3 separate regions of the Homo sapiens genome follow, and all the other regions are linked to region 3. Evidence: chromatin loops called from intact Hi-C (ENCODE). Cell type or tissue: mammary epithelial cell. All regions are shown on one strand. Each heading gives the region's core, and the rest is flanking DNA. Links, peaks and the distances in the headings are about the cores only. Region 1 overlaps TENM2 (teneurin transmembrane protein 2). Region 2 overlaps TENM2 (teneurin transmembrane protein 2). Region 3 overlaps TENM2 (teneurin transmembrane protein 2).

Region 1 (7,355 bases), core at 1,071-6,070, 97 kb before region 3:
TTCAAGGTACCCAAGGAAGCAGCACATTCAGGCTGAGTATATAATAACAGGAGAGCCATTCGCACTCCTGTCATCACAAAAGAAAATACTGCCCTTGCATAAATCTCCATTGTGTTTTATACAGCATTCCAGAAATGGTGCAGGAGGCAATTCAAATGAATAGAAGGAGAATTTGGTGGCAGGGGGGTGAGGGGAAGGGTTTGTAGACTTGTACATTGTGTGTGTCTGTGTGTGCGTGTGTGTGAGTGTGTGGGTGGGTACACATGTATAATTACATATATGCACACACACATGCATGCTTTATGGATCGGTAATTACCTTCACTGCCCAAACATCAATTTTTGTTTTTCATGGAAAAGAGCTAAGCATTCTAAGCATCTGATGAAAATAGAGCTCCACCAATCTGCAAAATATGGACAGAGAGGTAGGGCATATCTCTATTTCAGCACTTTGAAATACAAAAAAAAGGGAAATTTCCCATCACAGGCCAAAGGCAAACTAGCACTATCAATCTCCGACCACATTTTCCAGACTAAGAAAAAAATCTGGCAAGCGATGCAGTACAAAGGGTTGCCTCTCTCACACTGGTAACAACCTTTATCAAACGGATACATTTACCTATTTTTTTCCAAAGATCTCACCCCACTTTCTCAAATAGTTCATTAAAAAATCCAAATGGGTTTAATAAAACGTTTATCACCTAACAAATGGTTCCAACGTCCGTTCTTTTCTTGTCCTGAAGATCTGTGTGCTTATTTTGTCAGAAGCACAAAAAGTAGAAATGCAATTGCATTGGTACTGATGCTAAATGTTAATCGATTTGCCTAAATGCCTGCTAATAGCCCCCCTACAATTAGCTAGACTAGTAGTGCATGCCTAATGTGTTGTTGTTTTTGTTGTTCTACTTGCTTCTTTGCTTCTCCTTCTTTTATTAGAGAGGAAAAAAAAGACCCCTGGAAAAAAGTAAAGGCCTTTGCATGTGAAACATCTCCAGTGTGACATGTGAATTCTGTAGAAAGAACATATATTCTGAAACTATCCCACAGTTCTGACATTCTGTCATGAAGGTGACAAATCCTAGTGCTCTAATGTTTCATTAAATTAAACATGAAATGTTTAATGTTTTGTTAAATTAAACATGAAGCTGTGACTCTGCGCCCAAGAACCACAGGCTTCTAACAATTCCTCACATTCCTTCAGGTCACTTCTTAGGTTATAAAAACTAAGTTTTGTTTAATAGAAGTATTGCATTTCCCTGCACTTAAGATGTACTTTCTTCTAACGCACTTATAAATAGAAACTAACAAGCGACCCAGTTTTTGCATGTTTAAAACAGGTTTAAACTCAGTCCTACGGAGACCAGCTTATTGACAACCCCTCAGCTAACCCTCTATAATCATTTTTTTTTCCTTTCAAACATTCACAATGTGACCGAGAGGGCGTGGGTGTTACATTTTTAATCAAATCCCAAGCCCATTTCACAGATGGGCATGCTCTTTCCCAAAGAGTGGAAGGTTTGCTGGAAAAGTGTCCAAACAGATTCCTCAGACTAAAGACTAAATCTTGCCTGCCCCAATAAAACAAAACAAAACAAAACAAAACAAAATGAAAAAACAAACAAACAAAAACCCTGTTTCGCCTTTATCCATGAAGATAAAACTTTTCCTTCACAAGACAAAACCACAGCACTAATTTGGGAAGGCATTTGTCCAAGCAGAGAGAAGTACGCGGGGCTTTTGAGACTACTGAATGAAAGTTCTGGTGAAACCACTTAAAGCAGTAGATAAGCAAAGCACAGACCCTAATGAGAGAGGATGGAATGAAACTCAGACAAGAACGTACTCCTTTCCTTACCAGTTCAATGAAATCATCAAAAGGGACTTGTAGAGTTCTTAGTAATAATACATTTATAGCAATACATCACATAACAAAAAAAATTTCCAAAAACTATGTTATAAAACACTCCATATTTTAAATGGAGAAAGAAGAAAACAACAAATCTGTAGCCAAATAAGAGGAAAATATATACTCTTTTCCCACGATGGAACTATCGGATCATGTTTACATTTGTCAAGTAAATTTTAGTGTGCTATATAGATGGTTTCTAAAGGACATCCCATAATTGTCAAACCAACAACAACAGAGAACCATCCCCCAAAAGGACAAGTCACACAAAGCCTTCCTTCCCAATCAAACTTGTCATCTATGCTTTTTCTGTGTTTACACAGCAGCTCCTATCACTGGCCAAAAACTGTAAAACAGCCCAGATTTGAACAGATCCTTGCTCTGCGAGAACCCTCTCCCAGCTAGTTTACCCAAATCGGTAGGAATGTAATTGACACTTACCATTCTGAAGCTTCATGTCTGTGAGGCAAACTAAATAAATTAAATGGATCCTGCTTGAATCTTCTTTTCTAGACCCCAAATGCCTTAATCAAAAGGAAAACAAAACAAAACAAAACAAATGTTCCCTGAGGTCCTTTTCTAAACCACCAGAGTATAGGCAAAGGAATCGCTGTCCCTTTCACTAAATGCCCAGAGCCTGTCCCTGAAGATCCTCTACAATAGAGAATTATTCCTTACCCCACTCCCCACCTTTTCCTTCACTTCTATCATTTATGGCCAAGACTAGGCTTAAGTTGCACTGTAAATCAAAATCTGGAAGATGTTTCAGTTGGATATTTGGCTTGGCAGACCTCCTGTGAAAATCCCACGTGAAGACACATTGTTTCCTTCCTGCAAAAGAACTGTGGCGTTTGTGGTCCCTCTCCCTCTCCCAATGCACACTTTGCCTTTAAATGAGCTTAAGCTGCAGGACTTCATTTGGGGTTAGTTGTCCCGCAAAGCTCATTTGGCTCTTCCCATTAAGGCAAGAGGCTCTAAAAGGCTAGCAAGATGCTTTTCACTATGTTTGAGGGGCCAGTCATATCTTGTTAGCAACAGCTGCATACACTTACCCGGCTCTCAGGGCCTTGACGGAGATATCCTATTCCTTGTGGGATTAGGAACGCAAAATGAAATTAACCAATCTTAGCCGGAGCCATCCAGGCCACACCAGATTCTCATTCTCCAAAAGCCAAGTGAGGCACCTTCCTCTGGAGTTCCTCCTCTGTTGGCTTCTCCCTGGCACATCCAACCTGCCAAGGTCCTGGCTGCAGTTTCAAAAGTACCACTCAATAAAAGGATTTCAAAGGCTGTGCCGGGAGCCGGGAGCTTCAGATCCCAGTTTGGCTTTTTCTCCATCAGCATTCCTCAGCAAGCCTGCACAAAGCGAGGTACGCTACATTATTTATGTCAGCTCTAGGCTCTGGAAAACACACACTGGCATCCTGATTACTAAGAATCCTCATGGATACAATTAAACTGTTCCCACATATATTTCTCCCCCTCTCTTCCCTGATTCAACCTCTTTCAGAGGGAACAAAAACACTTTGAGGCGTGTCCCAACTCATCTATTAGAAGCCAAGAGGGAATTAAAATATGGCCACCACAGCAAATGAGCCCAGGGAAAAGGACTCTTTCCCTGGAGTGAGCAGAAGACACTCCAGGGAGGAAGGTTCAGATAACAGTTTGGGAAATGCCCTTCACGTGACCTCCCTGGGTTTAGGAAATTGACATGGAAGCAGCAAAGTTGAGGCAATACAAAAAACATTTTGATGAATTCATGGAAGATTGATTTAGAATGGGCTGTTAAGGGAAGTAAGGAATATTTGGTGACATGACTAACCTTCCTAGCTGGATGGAGAGCAATCACGCTCACTCCACAAATGCTCCTTGGTGCCCCATTGAAGCCACAGCCCTAGACAGGAAGACCACAGATTTAGCCAAGTAGAGCAATGATTCTGTCCTCAAGTCTCCTCTTCAGCAAAATGAACAGTTCTCCAAGTTGCAGTCCGCCATTTCCCTTCTCTATAGCTCAACAGCACATTATGAGCTGGGCATGTTAGCCACAGGCAGAATGAACTGCACCCTGGCACGGTAAAGGTAAGATGATGACAGGAACTTCCTCTTTTGGAGGAGTAATCAGAAGGCTATGAAATTCCCCCAGTGTCTAGCTAGAGAGTCCCTGCTTGGCAGGCAGAGGTGACTTCACTTTGTGAAAGCCCCAGGCACCGCTTAGTGAAACAACCTTTGGCAGGACCTCACAGTTAAGTCAGTTCATCTAAGCAAGAAGTCAGCTTGGGGAAAGTCAATTGTCTCATCCAAGAACACAAGGAGGCAAGAGCCACCTGCTTCTCTCAACAGCTTCTCCTGAACATGCATCCCTGTGTTTTGCCAGTTTCCTTTCTTTTTCTTTTTTAAGTGACTGTCACTTCCAATGACTTTGTCCAACCCAACTTAGATATCTTGGGAGGAAAAGCGCTGTCTGAGATGGAAGCAATGGATAGAGAACACAGTGCAGGTCAGTAGAAAAGAGCCCGGACAGGGGAAGTCCCACTCTCCAGTGCACACATTAGAAAAGCAATGGGAATTGGGCTTCAGTGCAGGAAGAAGCAGGACTTCCCTCAGCAATAAATGAATGAAGAGTAGCATTAGAGAACGCGCACGCACACACACACACACACACACACACAGTCACACACCACACAATGATACAACCCAGCTACCCAAAAACTGGATGAATGGCAAAAAGTAAAGGATACAGATTGCCCTGTGGGATGATGTCACGTGAGTGTGTTGGTTCCCTAGGCCCAGAATGCTGGGTTATCCAGCCCACTAACCTTTAAGGAGGCCCTGGCCACATCTGGAAACAACTGTGCTCTCAGCTTGAAGCGGTTCCTCTCATCCTCCCCACTAAGGAATTCAACCCGCGTTGTAATTTTTTGAATAGGGTTTAAAAGCAACTAACTGGAGCGATGAGAACAGAGACTGTTCCTTGGGATGCAGATTATTGAAGAAAATTATATCTTTTTCCAATAACTAAGTCATAATCAACTCAGAAGCTGACCTCAGGCTAAAAGTCTCAGCAAAGATCCCTTGGGACACCCTCACTGCCCTGAGTGCTGTGATGTGGGAAGGCCTAAGGGTCTGCCAGTCATATGCTGACCCCGTGGCCTTGGGAAAGTTGTTCATCCTCCTTGAGACTCAGTTTCCTCATCTGGAAACTATGGGTAATGAGATCATATTATTTTCGAGGATTCAGTAAGAAATGTAAAGTACTTAGTTAGCTCTGTGCTTAGCATCTTATGAGCTTATAACAACCCTCAGCTATTATAAATTTTCAAAATGTTATCAGTTAAATGGCACAAAACTTACACTGACGAGGTTCACACATGCATGAACCACATCTCTAAGTGCTCCCCAAACAACCAGATTGTTATTGACAATCTGTGTGCAAAGCACCGTAGTCATCACTGTCATTTGCCTTCAATAAACTTGTCTAGATGAGCTGCCCCATGACAGAGATGTCAATAAAAACTAAACAAGAGTATAAAAACTGAGAACATTAAGAGGAGGATCATGAAAGTTACCTTTTTAAAAAGGAGATTCCATAGTTTTCAACATCAACTGAACACCTTTCTGTTGATTTAACTGTAAAGTAACACTATTTCAGATTTTTGATACCCAAAACAGGGCTGCTGTTTAGGAGATGGGGGGAAGAAAGTGACCATGAGCCGCACCCTCTAGAATCTTCATCCTTCTTATCTATACATCCCGTCTCCCAAGTTACAGGGAAGAGAGGCTGAGAACTTCCAATCTAATGCAAAACTGGCATTTCCTGAAGGAGGGCAAAGGTGACAGGACAAATGAAGGGACTTTGCTCAAATTCATGCCCCCAGCAGAGCTGGGCTGGAACACACAAGACTGACTTCCTATCAAATGTCCCCACCATTCCCCCACAAGGCTGAAGGTAAAACCAGTGGAACTCATAGCCAGCGTTTCATCTCACTATCCGACAAATTGGTTTCAGTTCAATCCAGCCTCTCTACGTTAATACTGAGCTTACATGACCCATATTTAACTTTTTACTGAACATATTTTTTTTTCAGATAGTGATTGCTTTAAATTTTGATTTTAAGGTCCTACTTTGTAGAGAAAAGGTTCTACTTTTCACAGTTTGTTAAGCCATCTAACTATCTAATGGTTTTGATGGCCACTTCTAAATCTTTTGAGTAAGAAAAGCAATACTTCAAACTCTTCATATTTTATAAAGGCTGTCTTTTCATAAGATGGCATCACACATATAAGTTATTAATATCTTTGAAGAATACAGAAGTTTTTTCCATATATTTTTCTCTAATGATATAGTTAAATAGATAATTGCACCCTTTTCTGTATAAACAAATAAAAGATATCTTGAACATGCAGTTATTTGAAGTACTAATCACACTTCTTGCTTACATAAACAAAGGCTTATCAAAATTATAAGTCTTCAGAAGAAGCAGATTCTACAACATTTTCTCCTCTAAGAAATATCAGCACACTATATCCTGATGCTGGACTGAGTGAACATCATTAAGATCCTTTTCTCAATTAGAGTTCCAAACAACTCTATCGTTTGCTTCCTGTCAAAACACCTGAACAAAAATATGATATGTTGCATCATTCGCTGAAGCTATTTCTCCAGTTGGAACATGAATTACGAGTCCTTCTGAAACACATCAACCAAATCAAGTTGTAACAAGGCCCTGTTTTATTCACTGCACAGATCTCAGCTAATCACTTTCTAATACGAGTCATGATTGTGCTTCATTAAGTTAGCATTTCTCTTATTTTTCCCTTATTTAGTATGTACTTCCATGGTACATACTAATGGTAGAGCCAGCAATAAGTTGAACATTTCTTGCCTTACAAGGTGTACTTCACCCGGGTCATTCTGACTTTGCTGGGCCATTTGTACTTTTACAATGTGTGGGGTTAAGAATGCTTGTTATAAAACACAGGTCTTTCTTTGTCTCTAAATAATACGTAGGCACTTGTGGTGGTCTTTAAATTCTAGGATTTTTTTTTCCATATGGAAGTTCTCACTCAATTTCTAATGATGAATGTCTCTAAATACACACTGCTGAGGTGAAGTTGTGTCTCACTGGCGGCAGAATTGAGAAACTATCACTCCTTCCAACACAGCAACCCGAGGAACTGCCTGAGGCATCCACTTCCTGTTTCCACAGGGGCAGAACAGTTGTTTAAGGCTATCTTTAAATTGGTGGCTTAGAAAATTAAAGTGGCAGAGAAGATTCAGAAACTGTATAATCCTCATCTGAATAACTTTTGTAAATGAAGCAAGAGAAAGCAGTCATCTTGTTTCCTGAAGTTAAAGGTAAGGTCTTTAGAAGGAGGGCTCATAGCATGTTTCTTGTCTATACAAGCTAATTCAAAAACTTGGTTGATTCTAAGTTGTGGTTGGCCAAGAA
Region 2 (7,355 bases), core at 1,484-6,483, 130 kb after region 3:
ATTTCCACACCGCTCTTGCTGAGCTGGGGCTTCTCTTCCAGGAGGATAAAACAGAGCTCCAGTAACAATAGCAGAATGTTTGCCCACTGATGAATCAGATGTCAACACGACACAAAGGTACTTACAACTTTGGGATGCTTTTAAAATCACATTCCATAAGAGGGTTACCAGAGAAGAAGCCGAACTCAGCAAGCACTTGGAGCTGAGGAACTGAACTTTGATATCGTTTTAATTCAGTTCCATCCAACTGTGTGACAGCCTTTGGTGCCCAACCTAGGTAAAGTCCTCATTAGAAGGAATGAACGCTTGTCCTCATTCTGTATTGGTGTATACTGTGGCATGGAATACCCACCTCCTGGCAAATGCTGTATCACTTGATCTCAGCTCCCTCACTGTATTTTCCAGTTCTCCTATTTTATTTTGATGCTTACACTCTCAACAGCGTACATAAAAATATGTGTAAATTGCAAAGCATTATGAAATTGTTACTTCTTATTGCACCATTGTTTAGATGGATCAGAGCAGGGGATATATCCTGCTAACTTTTCTTGTCAATGATTATTGAGAATGCCAACTATCATTCTGTGAGTGGCTGTTCTATGCAGAAATAGGGTTAGGGCTTTATATACGCATCCTTTCTGTGGTACACAAGCCCCTGCAGGATACTGTTCCCATTTTACAAAAAATAAAAACTGATATATAAAGAGTTTAATTTATTTGCAAGATGTTATAGAGCTACTATGTATGATAATTGTATAATACTGCCGCCTACTTCAACTACAACCACTACTAATCATCAAATAAATGGCCAATGAGTGACATGCCTTGAGAATTGTCTCTTAAGATCTGATTAGAGTTATCTTCCATTGTACACTGAAAAGAAACAAGACTCACTGGAAACTGAAATTAATTGGAAGAAAGCCTGCCCGATTTGAGTATTCAATGTAAGTTCCTAGGTTGAGTAATAGATTATATATTTACCCCTCAATAAAATACAAACCATCAAACCAAATAATATTCTCTGTCTTCAAAAAATAGCAAATGTTTATGTCATACATTAAATCTGGGAGAAGATGGGTTCAAACAAACCAAACAAGTCTTTATTGTTGAACTTGTCAGAGCTTTTAATATGATAACAGTTATTCTAAACTGGTAAAATATGGCTATTGTATGAATTAATTCTCAAATTCACTCCACCAAGGAACCCTTTCTTTGCAGAGCTTTGCACTAGGCTGGTGTTCTATGGGTTACATCTTACAAAATTTTATCGTGGGGAAGCTAGAGCAATGAGAACTCTCTTGCTTGCTTAGTGCAATTATTACTGACATAAATGTATAAAGACCAACCATATTAGATCAGCATTGTACTTTGTGCAGTTACATTTCAAAAGATGAACTTGGCCCATGATAGATGAATATCATGAACATTTTGTTAACAGATATGCATTGTTTTCTCAAGAAGAGAAGAAAGTAGATGTGGGAGAAATTTCTTACATCATTGTATGCAAATACATAGGTATTTAAAGTACAATTCCAGGAAGAAATGCCTGATTAAGACAAATCTAAGAGAAGTGGGTCAAAACACAAAACCCACATATTCAAAATGGAAAACATGTTTTATTGGAGAGCAAAGAAACAAAAATGAGACTAAAAAAATACCTTACCAAATTAAAGAGACTCAAGTTAAAGAGGAAAAAAATACTACTGAGGCATGGCACCATTTTTCTGCTTTTCTACATACACATACAGATACAACTGAATAATCAAGATGAAAGTTAAGCAAGACATGCCTGGGAGAAAAAAAATAAAAAGGAGTGGTTCTTCTATTACATTAAGCTTACTATAAACTTGCAATAACAAAACAGTATAGTAACAGTGCAAATATCTAGTAATGGATTAACCATTTAAGAAACTAGATCCTCATGTCACACACACACATACATACATGCATTTCTAAAGTAACTTAGCAAGTTAATGTCATTATAACATTATTTTTTAATTGCTAGGAGAAAATATAGTACGCATTTATTGAACCTTATAATGGGGATTTTTTTTAAAGCTGAGAAACAATTCAAGATATCTGAAATAGTAGAAGAAGACCTTAGACCTTACTACATCAAGATTTGAAATATCTTCATATGAAAACAAAACTGATTTTCATATGAAAAACAAAAAACACTATTTGGAAAAAATATTGGCTATGAATACAACAAGCAGAAGTTTCTTATATCCTAAAAATATTGCAATCTGACTTTTTTAAGAAAAATGTAATCAAGCAGAGAATTCAGTGGTAAGTAAATCAAGAGATAAGCATAAAACTGTAGAATAACTAAAATATAAATCAAACAAAGTAATTACTATTATTACTTATTACATAGACAAAGATGGTAAAATGATACATCAAATTATTCAAGCTTTTACCTTTTCACGGTAGCATTTCAAAATAATTTTACTTTTGTTTGTATATTGTTTCCAAATTCTTTTAAATAAATATATTATTATAGTTTTATAAATAAAATGTTAAAGAAAGTTATTTTTAAGTATCATGGAATTTGTAAGGCATACACATTGATAGAACATTAATGTAAAGTTTTTGAGTGCTATTTAATGCATAAGAGAATTTCCACTGTATAAGAATGAATGCAAGAAACAATCTTTATTTTTTAAATATTCACCTGTTTAAGTGGGTTAAAAACAAACAAACAAACAAACTTGGATGGGATTATGAATAATTTTTATTCTCTTCAATTTTTTTTCTAAATTTTCCAAATTTTCTGAAAGAGCAATTCTACTTTTATAGTTTAAAATATATATTTTTAAAATATGCTAATTTCTATTGCTATCATAAACTTATTGGGGAATATTTCCACAAAAGCATTGGATGCAATATGGTACAAAATGTGGCACTCAGCATTCCTGTGTGCTCTACACAGTTCACACTTATATTTGAATTCTGACACATGTTTAAAAAATAAAACTATTAGTGTTATGCAGAGTCCAATTTCTTTACTACTAGTTTGATAATATTCAACTATTGTTAAATAATTTGTGTATCATGCATTAAGGGAACACTGAACAGAGACAACACATGAAAGGTTGTGTGGCTTTGTGACAATGGTAAATATATCATTCTCTAATGGAAACCTAAGTATCATTAATTTTTTTTTTTTTTTTGAGACAGCCTCCCTCTGTCGCCCAGGCTGGCATGCAATGGCACAATCTCAGTTCACTGCAACCTCCACCTCCCATGTACAAGTGATTCTCATGCCTCAGCATCCCAAGTAGCTGGGATTATAGGTGTGTGCCAATAGACCCAGCTAATTTTTCGTATTTTTAGTAGACACAGGGTTTTGCCATGTTGCCCAGGCTGGTCTCGAACTCCTGACCTTAAGGGATCCGCCCACCTCAGCCTCTCAAAATGCTGGGATTATAGGCGTGAGCCACCATGCCTGGCCTGTCATCTGATTTTTATATTTCTTGGAGATCTGAAGGGAAGTTCCAAGAATAAACAGACAAGATGAATTAAATGGGTTCCAATCATAAATGAAAAACAGAAAGCCACATTCCACTTGTTGAGTAACCAGAATCCCTCATATTGTCCTTTGCAAACCAGTAATTCTACATAGGTTCTATCTACATGTCATTTCCATGAGTTCAGTAATTTTCTGCTAATGGTCTTTTGTATATGTGCTGTTTTTAAAAGATTATTACTTCAGTATATACTTACAGTAGATTTTATTTCTTTTGTTGTTGTTTTGTTTTAGCTTCCCAAGTGATTGTGGGAACAGAAATGGATTTAAAAAGTAGTCTGTAACTAAGTAACTAAGTATCAAAAGAAAACAATATCCCTTAACAATGCTTATTCATATCAATTCATTTGGATGAAAGCTAATTGTATTGGTCACTACATAATTACATTCTAAAATGAATTTCACACAATACACCCATTGATGGAGAGAAAGAAATGCTCTCACAGTCTGTGTAGAAATATAAGTGATACCTCAAATTAAGGAGAAATGTGATGCACGAATATTCAATGCAGATACACAAACTACTATTATATATAGACCTAAGCACTGTCACCAGGCTTAGCCTATTAGCCATAACCAGGTGGACAATCAAGATATTTTGAATACGGAGACAAGGAGAATTCCTCTCCAATCCAGTTTTCTATTACGTTATCCAGTGGACATTTGCATATTGCAGTTATGTTGCACGTTCATGTCATTTATGATGAAACATATGGAAACTTAATTCTCTGAGAAGGTGAACAGTGAGCCCTGGGAATATCACTCACTTTCAACAGATTGAAATGGTCTGATCACCTCCTGCCATTCCCAGTCTTTTCTGAGTGTGGTTGCCTCTTTGGATCTCAGCATGTGATTCCCACTAATGGCAGCAGAGGGAGGTGCTGGAGCTCTAGGTGAACATGCTTGTGAATTAAAGCAGACCTTTGCAAACCACATGGCTCACGGGCTAAGGGGGGAAAAAGAGGAATTTCCCAGTCCCAGTAATGCTTTCTGACATATAAAAAGGGAAAATAGTTACACCTTTCACTGCATCACTGTGGGAAACTAATTTGTTTTGACATACTGAGAAGTAATCTGATGTTCGTATTTATTCCGAAAAAAGCTGTATTAGCTAAAAACAAATTTCATGAATAAAACCACGGATACATAATCAGACATGAACATCTACTGAGCATGTTGGAGATGTAGGGAATTAACTATTGCTCATAAACTTCTCTTTAAAGGAATCTAATTTCTATCACTTTGAAATCTTTTCCAATTCTTCTCTCTAGCACCACCAGCACCCAGGACACAGCTGTCTCCAGGAACACATGGAAACATTATACCCAGAACACTAGTGTGCATTGATCCGACCCACTGGTATCATGCTTCTCCTTCCAAAAGGCCTTATAAATGATCTTGAATGAAGAGCCATTTCAATACTATTCTTGGCACAATGACAGTCACTGAAAACCTTTCTGAGTGACAGGCTGTTTCACAACAAGCGGACATACTACCTTATTTGTTTATCTTCAGTTTATGAAAGGCTAATATTGAAAATTCTATTTAAACCCAAGAATCATCGAAATACTCCCCAAACTATTCTGGCTGGGAGAAGCATAGAGAAATATATTGGGCCTTAAAGATATAGAAAGAAAGGGGAAAAACCCAATGAAACCTCAGTGAGTGATAAGGGAGTTGGAGTTACAAGTATTAAAAGAGATGAATTGCATTAACCCCTGCCCTTCCCCATTATATTCACTGCCCACTGGAAACAACAACAGAATTACTAAAATCCCACACTCTCTAATGGGATGGTAATAGGATTCAGAGGCCATTAGGGTAAAGGCAATCCATATTTTACACTGTAATAAGCTCAGACTGAAGATGCTGCACCCCCTCAGAGCCCAACAATTACTAATTAACATTAACAAACTTACATGCACTTTCCAAATTGAAAAATAAACCCAAGTTAAAAGTCAAAGGTCTATTTTTTCAACAACTTAGATATTTTTGTGAATAAAAATCATCTAACTAAATTGAAGAAAAATTCTTTCTTTACTCTGGTATTGATTATTACTCATTCCAGAACGCTTTGGAAATGAGGGATACTGTGATTGTTATAAGGTGGTTATAATTCTCTACTAATAGAATACATTTGCTCATTGGCAAGTACGTTCCATTTTTTAAATTACCTCTTTCCCTAAAATATTTTCTTATTCAAGAATAAATATAATAAACTATCCTGGGTATTATGAGTTTGCACATAAGACATAGGAGTGGATTCAACAGGACACCCTGGAGAAGGAAAGGGAGAGTGAGACAGAAATGAACAGTCTGCTACCATCCTCAGGGAACCAAAGATTAAAGGAAGGAGGATATGTCCCAAATTAAAAGAGAAATTACAGTTATACATTGAAATCATTTAACATGCATATTGTCAGAGGAACAGTTAACTGACCAGCCTTTCATGTTTATTACTACAGTAGTCCCTCCGTATCTGTGGGGCTTGGTTCCAGGACCCCCATAGATGCCAAAATCCACAGATGCTCAAGTCCCTCAAATAAACTGGTGCAGTATTTGCGTATAACCTACATACTTCCTCCCATATACTTTAAATCATCTCTAGATTACTTGTAATACCTAATATAATGTAAATGCTATGTAAATAGTTGTTATATCACCTGTTTTTTTATTTGTATTATTTTTATTATCGTACTCTTACTTTGTATTTTTTTGTTTTGTTTTGTTTGAGACAGTCTCGCTCTGTCACCCAGGCTGGAGTGTAGTGGTGCTCACTGCAACCTTGACCTTCTGGGCTCAAGCAATCTTGTGACCTCAGCCTCCCGAGTACTGGGACTACAGGTGTATGTCACCATGCCCAGCTTATTTCTTTATTTTTTGTAGAGATGCGGTTTCGCCATGTTGCCCAGGCTGGTCTCAAACCCCTAAACTCAAGTGATCCACCCGCCTTGGCCTCCCAAAATGCTGGAATTACAGGGTGAGCCACCGTGCCTGGCCTGCTTTTTTATTATTCTTATTTTCAGTATTGTCAATCTATGGTTGGTTGAATCCATAAAGGTAGAACTCAAAGATACAAAGGGCTGACTATAATTAAAATAAAAATTTTATTATTTGATTAACATTTTTATTCTATTATTATATAAATAACTTCTAGCATGACTCTAAGGTTGTTTATGTCTTTGTGTAACATAGAAATACAATGTTTTTAGGAAAATATCTTGATTGATAAGTTCTTAGAATTTCACCAGAGGTGTGGAAAAGAAGCAGAGAAATTTGGGAGTACAATATCCTCACATAAAGTGACATGGTCCCATAGGCCTAATTAAAAATAAATCAATATATATTTATTCTGCATCATCATTTCTGACTCTCCAGTTCCTAGCAAAATGCCTGATATTCAACAGACAATCTGTATTCATGATCACAATGCTCAGAGTCCATGGTCTATTTAAACAGTTCTGATATCCAAGGTTCAAAATCTTGTAAACATCACTAGAGTGGAGAGAGGTAGTCACCACTTTTAGACTACCCTCCAAACAAGTGTACTTTTCATCATAAATTACATGATCAGAGACTAAGAAGAAAACATCTAAAGAGTGTACATCTTCCTCCAACTAAAATAACGATTCTATTCTGGGGATTAAGGATCCGGATCTACTTCAGGGTGGAAAATAGAGAGAGAAGAAGGATGATGCCCTAGGACACTTTGAATCTGCCCTAGACTAAGACTTGGGAACAAACACAGAGGTTAATGATTTGTGGTCTTTTGGAGGTGGATATCTTCTTTTAATCCATACATTGTGAGTATTTATATATTTGCACA
Region 3 (7,355 bases), core at 851-5,850:
ACCATAGATCATGAAGCTAAACTTCAGGTAATGAGGAGCATTATCAACTCCCTTTTCAGAGGCATTTGATTTAAAGGCACCTTTTAAATTCAAGAAACATTTCTTGAGTACTTGCTCTATGCCGTGCAGCGTGCCCAGCACTGGGATTTAAGAGGAACCCCATAGTCATGATGCCTGCCCCTACCATCTGACAATCTAGTGGGATGGCTAGGCAGCCAGTCCTAACAATGGGGTGTGATAATTCTGATACCTCTAGAAGGTGTGTAAGCACAGCGAAGTGCTAATAACTAGACATGTGGGGGCGGGGTTTGTGGAGTGCAGCCCTTGGGAGAGGGCTGAAGCGGGCCTTAATGGATGAGTAGAGATTAGTCTGGTAATGGTGGAGGGGCTAAAGTAGAGTAGAGGAAGGGGATTTCAGGCAAAAGGGACAAGGCAAAGCGAGAGAGTAAGGCTTCTTTGAGGATGGGAGGAGCTTAAGCGTGACCCTGACCTGTAGGAAGTGGTAACAGATGCACTTAGAAAAGTAAATAAGGGATAAAAGCTAAGAACCCCTAAACCACTCAGGGCACTGGCGAGCCATACAAATATTTTAAAGTAAAGAACACAGGATCCAATTTGCATTTAAAAAGATCCAATTGGGAAGCTGTTGCAGAAACAGGGAGGGAGGGAGTGTGATGGACAGTGAGGATGAAAATAAGTAAATGCATTAGAGGTGTTTAGCCTGTACAGTCTACAGAATTTGGTGATGAATTAAGTAAGCATTTAGCATGAGAGGCAGCACGTGGTCAGCGGCATTCAGTAAGTCAGTGCTAGGAGAAAAATATGCCAGATTGATGAAAATAGATTTATTATGTAAACATCTCCAAAGAAAAAGTTCAGATTCCCTTGGTATTCACATAGGCTTTCAAAGATATGCATCTATACATACATATGTTTAGGATCTTTCTCACAACAGATTTTTCTTGAAGATACTCAAACAAAAGCATCTTTAAAAAAAAAGTGTGATTCATTTTACACCATATCATAGGAGTTATGCTTACATAAATCCAGGGGAAAACACTTGACCACATTTGGGGTAAAAAAAAAATTTATTGAATTTTAATAAGAATCCATTTCCCATGTATTTAATTAAAATCATGATTGGTGACAAATGTAAATTAGCACAAGCATACCAAACTATTTGAACATAACTTTGCTCATACCCTTTATTTTAATGGAGAATAAATATAATCCTTCTTCTAATTAGAAAATTGAAATTTGGAAAAGAAAGGACATTTAAATTTATTAGATAATTATGAGGTGCCAGGAAGAGTGGTAAGATGATTTCTGCCAGAAACTTTTTGCAGAGCTTACCTGCCGTAATCCAGCCTGTGCTTATGTCTCTGAGCTCCCTTAATACCACTCTCACTACGACTGCGGGCTCGACAGTCTTCCTTCTGTTCCCCAAACCATCAAGCTACTGTCCGTCTCAGGGTCTTTGAACTTTACTTTTACCCTTGCCTGGAACATTATACCCTAGGATCTTTGTGTGTTTGGTTTCTTCTCAGCATTTAGATCTCAGCCACAAAGAAATGAAGTCTTCTCTGATAACTCAACCTGAAGTGGTGTTCCTATCTCTTCCCTTTCTATTTCATTTCCCTGGGCCTATTTCTTTGATAACACTCATCACTCATGAAAAATACCTTACTGAATTCGTCATCTCCTTCCTACTCTACTGTCTTCCCTCCTTCCCTCCACCCAATAGAATGAAAGTTGGGCATCTTATTTGTCCTGTACATCCCTCTTTCCCTAGCACCTAAATAATGCCTCAACCATAGTAAGTGCTCAATGAAATATTTATTAAATGAATACATGAGGACTTCATGAAGTAGAATTTTTTAAAACCCTGTTTTATACATGAAGAGATTCAGAGACATTAAGAAACTTGCCCAAAGTCACACAGTAAGTACATGGGAAAAAAAAAAAAAACTAGTAATTTATCCACAGATTGTCTTTTCCAAAACCATTTACAAGGCTGCTGTTGGAGAGGAAGGCAAGTCACACTGAGGCCTAACGGGTGTACTACATAGAAAGTTTGCTATTTGTGCTAGTATTTACCAATATTGTACTGATATAAGATGCAATGAGATATATAAGACAAGAATGGGCAAAAGCAAAAGAAACAATCTCTGGTCTCACTGCAACAATTGTCCTGGTTAAATTACAGAGTACCCAGGAAACTTAATTCTCATCAAACAGGTACTGTCAGCTGCACAGAAAGTCAGAAGGGCTGTGGAACTCATATATTTATACCTCAGTGTGTCTGAACACTAAAGTTCACAGCCTTCTGGGACACCATCTTTTACATTAGATTCACGTTCCTTAGCAGAGTGCAAATCCCATTTTGCTAAATAAAGGGTTGTCAGAAAGGGCTCCATGAACAGTAATGCCTGCTTTCGTTCATTCATTCAATAGATATTTACTTGAGCACCTACTACATGCTTGGTCTAGAACCTGAAACTGCAGTAGGATGCAGGAAGAGAGGGAGGGAGCCTTGTGTACACTAAGAGGAAGACTATTAGGACAGGGAACAGCAGCAGCAGAGGTCTTGAGGTGGGAGCATATCCAGCATATTTGAGGCACACAGCGAAGTCCAGGGGTGCAACCAAAAGAAAGTAGGCAGAAGAGGAGGTCAGAGAAGAAACTGAGTTCAAATGGTGGACAGCCTTCCTGCTAGATATAAGAGCCTTGGCTTGTATCTCGAGTGAAATGGGAGGCCATTGAAGACAGATCAGAGCTCACGTGTCAGGCGCCCTCTGGCGGTTTTGCTGAGAATGCACTTATGAATGAAGGAGGAGCCGGGAAAAGACCTAGCCTCAAGTGCAAGGGTGGGGAGACTGGAGAATTCGGTACATTCCAGAAACAGAAAAAGCCCAACATGACTGCACAAGAGTGAGCAAGGGAGAGAGTGGCACTAGATGAGGACTCAGGGGCCAAATCAGGCTGGGCGTCTGGAATGAACTTTGAATATAAGGAAAGTCACCATGCAAGGATGTTTTAATAAAATAAGCCCAGCACCTTGGGCAAAGAATGAACTCCTAACTCTTTCCTTAGCCAACAGTGGGACCTAAAAATGTGGTTTTCAGGCACAGACTAAAAAATAGCCTTAATTTTTTTAAAAGCATGCCAATAGGGTTATAATCACTGAATACACAACCTCAGGTGTATTTAATGACAGACATAGTGGTTATAATGTTAAAGTCCTTGAGGGATATAGAAATCTAACACTATCATTCTAGCTCCAAAGAGGGTTTTTGTAGTTGGTTGCCTCATCACACTCTCACTACCAATAAACTGCCTCATTTCTCCGTGACTACTCATATTGGACAAAGACATTTTCTGATATTTAGGAGAAAGAGACCTAAAATTGAAGTAGAAACATATTTGAGAACTTAGCTCAAAAGTTGTTTTTTTTTGTTTGTTTTGTTTTGTTTTGTTTTTTGAGACAGAGTCTCACTCTATGGCCAGGCTGGAGTGCAGTGGCGCAATCTCGGCTCACTGCAGTCTCCTTGTCCCGGGTTCAAGCAATTATCCTGCCTCAGCTGCCTGCCTAGTAGCTGGGACTACAGGCGTGCACCTCCACGCCCAGCTAATTTTTGTATTTTTAGTAGAGATGGGGTTTCACCATGTTGGCCAGGATGGTCTCGATCTCCTGACGTCATGATCTGTATCCCTTTTTCTTTTTCACCCTCAACAAGAATCCGTGAATTCTAAAAACTAGTCTATTAAAAAATCTCTATTTCTATATATCTATATCTGTATCTGTATCTAAATCTATAGCTGTATCTCTACCTATATCTATGTATCCATCTATCTATTTATCTATCTATCAATCTATCTACCTACTTATCTCTTGGAAAATGAGCAACTCTTTATTCTGACCATAGCATCCTTTGCATTAGATTGCCTGGTTTGATATGCTGCAAGAACAGCTTATCTCTGATGGAGTTCAAAACCAAATATTAACGGCTAATCATGCAGCGAGCCACAGGCACATGCTTGCTGACACCAGTAATTGTCTGCTTGTAGGAGTCAGTGCCTGAGGGGAGGCAGAAGTCACTCAGTTGAGCTTCTCTAAGTGAGCCATGCAGGCTTTGGGTGACACATGGGGATTTATAGCTGGAAGTGGAGAGGGGAGATGTCCCACCAACCTCCACCAGCCATCATTGGCCCTGGGACAGAGCCTACTCAGCATCTTTGGGAGGTTTATTTCTACAGCATGAGTGGGAAGGAAACAGAGCTGAGGATTTCACGTCTGGGTTAATTTCACTTCAAAGCTAAAGAAGTAACAGCTAATGTGTTATAAAACACTTTGAAATAGGTTTTTCTGATTTTGGGGGGAATCATTTGGAATTTCTGTCAAATCGCATTGGAAATGGAAGGAAATAAAGCACGGTGGGCAGAATCATGAATTCCCAACAATGTCTATGTCCTAATGCCTAGGACTTGGGAATATGTTACTTTACATAGCAAAAGGGACTTTCCAGATGTGATTAAGGTTAAGAGCCCTGAGGTGGGGAGAATATTTTGGATTATCCAAGTGAGTTTGAACTCATCCACATGTCCTTCTAAGTGGGGAAATTTTCCTGGCTGTGGTCAGAGGGAAATGTGACAACTAAAGCAGGCTCAAAGAGAGGCTACACTTCTGGCTTTGAAGATGAAGGAAGGGGCCATGAACCAAGGAATGGAAACAGCCTCTTGAAGCAGGAATCCAAGCGAAGAAAGAATCTTTGCTATGTGCTCCAGAAAGAGACGAAACCCAACTAACACCTTGATTTTAGCCCAGTGGAAATCCAGTCGGATCTTTTACCTATAGAACCGTAGGATAATCAATGTGTGTTCGCTTAAGCGTCTGTTGGTGGTAATCTGTTATGACAGCAATAGAAAAAAAGAATATGTAAGGTTTTTAGTTGCATTAGATACAAAATTAAACCACTCCAAAAAATCCTCATCATTTTTTTTTTCAAGTGATGTGGTACGTTTTTTAAAACCTGTTTAATAATGGTAGCTGATTCTATTCACTGACTTCTCTGCAAATGGAAATGGGGATTAGGTATAACATCAAACTAATGAATGATTGAAGGACAAAAGGTCTTAAGGCTGTTAAATCCCTTAATATTGTAGTAAGTAGGATCAAAAGAGAGATAGGATATAAGTTTTCTTTTAGAAAATTAAGTGATTGGGCAATGAGAATGCAGGACTTTATTATGCTAAATACACATGCCTATTTCCCAGTACACTGGCATCTGCAAAGACGACTGCAGCTTTCATTCCAGCACAACACCCACCCAACTTCGTCTTCTGCATAGAGTTCATTCCAGATCCTCTTCTGAGTAATACATTTTACATTCAAGTAGTAACTAAGGGAATCTAAAGCTGCAGTGTAATATGTAAACAATAATAAATTGTCCCCTTCCTTCCTCTGGGCTTCCACTTTCACTCAAATCTCTGATGTCAGTCCAATACCTCTATTTAAATTATGGTCTCGCATTCAACCACGAGTATATATTATTCTTGCTCCCTATTGAATACATCTTCTAAGAAGATGCACTGAAATAAATAAATGCAATATTTCAGAGAAAAACATGCAAATGAATAGAATCCTTTTACAAACACAGCAATCTGATGTGAGCATCTGCTATAACTACTCACTTACAAACAGGGGTGGGGAGAATCACTTAAGTATCTACAATAAATTCAAATATAGAGTGCCTACTAAGGAAAAGGTTGTATTAGCATCCCGGCATATTGATGAGACATCAGACTCTTGTCATTCTTAGTGCTACAGATGGTAGAAGGGAAGTATGTACTGGAACATCCGTTGGTTTCATCACTGCCTGGACTATCCGGATGATGCATTCTCTGTCAGTATGCAATCTTTGTGTGCTTTCATATTTTTTTCATATGCATGGCTAGGTTTTATGTTTAACTGTTTGTTTATTTTTAACAATTTAATGTCAAATATGTCTACTCTTTTTCAAGTAGGTAATTAGTAATATTCTATCAAAAACTAATTAATATGAAATACTAGATCAGTGTTTCCTGTCCCGTGTTTTGTGGAACACTTGTAACTTCAAAGTTATTTCTTAGAAAATTGTTTTTGGAAATGCTTTTTGTTTTTAAGTACTCAGAATCATTCTATAATAAAGAAATCTGTTTATTAGACACAGAGCTTCCTCAGTTTATTGGATCTTAGAACCTCCCTTCCCCAAGCCCCCCCCTCTTTTTAACCCACAGAAAATGTGTTATTATCCTTTGCATGCAGTGGAGTGCAGTTTGGAATATGCCATTCTACAGCAAGGGTTCTCAACCTGTGTGCTTTTGACACCTGGGCCAGGTAATTATTTGTTGGGGGTGGTGGGAGGGTGTTGACTTGTACATTTCAGGATGTTCAGCAGCATCCCTGGATTCTATCCACTAGATGCTAGTAGCACTCACCCACGTGTACAAAACAAAAACATCACCAGACAGGGCAACATTCCTTGAGGTGGCAAAATCGCCACTGGTTGAGAACCACTGTTCTGGAGGATCTGCTCAGTTCTGCAGAAGACTCTCTCGCATGTACTTTATTGCCAATATTCTGGTTATTTAGATTTTACTTTCTTCTGTCCATTAGTCCTAACTCGAACTTCTTCCACAGCTTAGGCTATTAATTGCCTGTCATTCTGCACTCATTCTCAGTTCATCAAACATGCACTTCACCTTTTACCTCCTTAGAAACACATCTTTTCCTGTGGAAACCCCACTCCAGCTGTTCGAAGCTTCCTTCTGGTCTCCAGGATCTCTGAACTCAAACCCTTAGGAATTTTTCTCACATCCTAGTGTTGTCCTAAAATCTCAATTCTTGTCACCAAAGAACTGCCTTCTCTCTCTAGTCCTCTGTGCTATGTTATTGAAACCATGGGTATTGACAGAAGAACAGGACTTGGTCCCGCGGAGTCTTCACAAGTATGTAGGCCAATCCATTTCAAAAAGTGTTTCCATCCTGAAATTTAGCTCGTAAGTTATGCGTGTTTTTAATAGGAATGGAATCTTCAATTTGACAAAGAATTTCCTTCTTCTCATCTACTTTAACTACATTCCCAACCTGTCTTTGCTTTTATGGGTAGACATCTTTTTGTCTTTATTTGCATATAAATGCAGAATAATGCTTCATACCTAAAAAAAGCATTATTAACATATGGATTGAGTTCAACATCAGGTTTAGTTGTATACCTGAAAAACATAAAAACTAGAAACAATAATAAATATGTCTTTTGGGCATGTGTGTCTTCAGGACTATGCTCAGTGCTTTATATATTTTCTCTCTAATTCAC

Evidence for each region. Hi-C counts contacts between places; a loop is a spot of excess contacts. Peaks named below come from ENCODE experiments on the same cell type or tissue, not always from the same donor. Only the 100,000 strongest peaks of a DNase experiment are listed, where the experiment ranks them.
Region 1: a loop joins it to region 3, with 4 times the contacts of the local background. A loop is called at or near these places in 5 of 110 quality-filtered maps.
Region 2: it touches region 3 in a loop (7-fold over the local background); 6 of 110 quality-filtered maps call a loop at or near these places.

What each region holds. Positions count from the first base shown.
Region 1 is chr5:167,816,278-167,823,632 of GRCh38, reverse strand. The region is part of intron 4 of TENM2 (teneurin transmembrane protein 2); the gene reads right to left. Among named protein-coding and RNA genes, the nearest start is that of TENM2-AS3, 130 kb to the left of the region's middle. In mammary epithelial cell, for the core only: no CTCF peak of the experiment used is centred there; a DNase peak (open chromatin) is centred at 4,052; H3K4me3 peaks cover 2,337 bases; H3K27ac peaks cover 3,994 bases.
Region 2 is chr5:167,585,018-167,592,372 of GRCh38, reverse strand. The region is part of intron 4 of TENM2 (teneurin transmembrane protein 2); the gene reads right to left. Among named protein-coding and RNA genes, the nearest start is that of TENM2-AS4, 71 kb to the left of the region's middle. In mammary epithelial cell, for the core only: a CTCF peak has its summit at 4,394 (motif pointing right); no DNase peak of the experiment used is centred there.
Region 3 is chr5:167,718,902-167,726,256 of GRCh38, reverse strand. All of the region lies in intron 4 of TENM2 (teneurin transmembrane protein 2), which reads right to left. Among named protein-coding and RNA genes, the nearest start is that of TENM2-AS4, 62 kb to the right of the region's middle. In mammary epithelial cell, for the core only: a CTCF peak has its summit at 2,795 (motif pointing left); a DNase peak (open chromatin) is centred at 2,826; H3K27ac peaks cover 1,033 bases.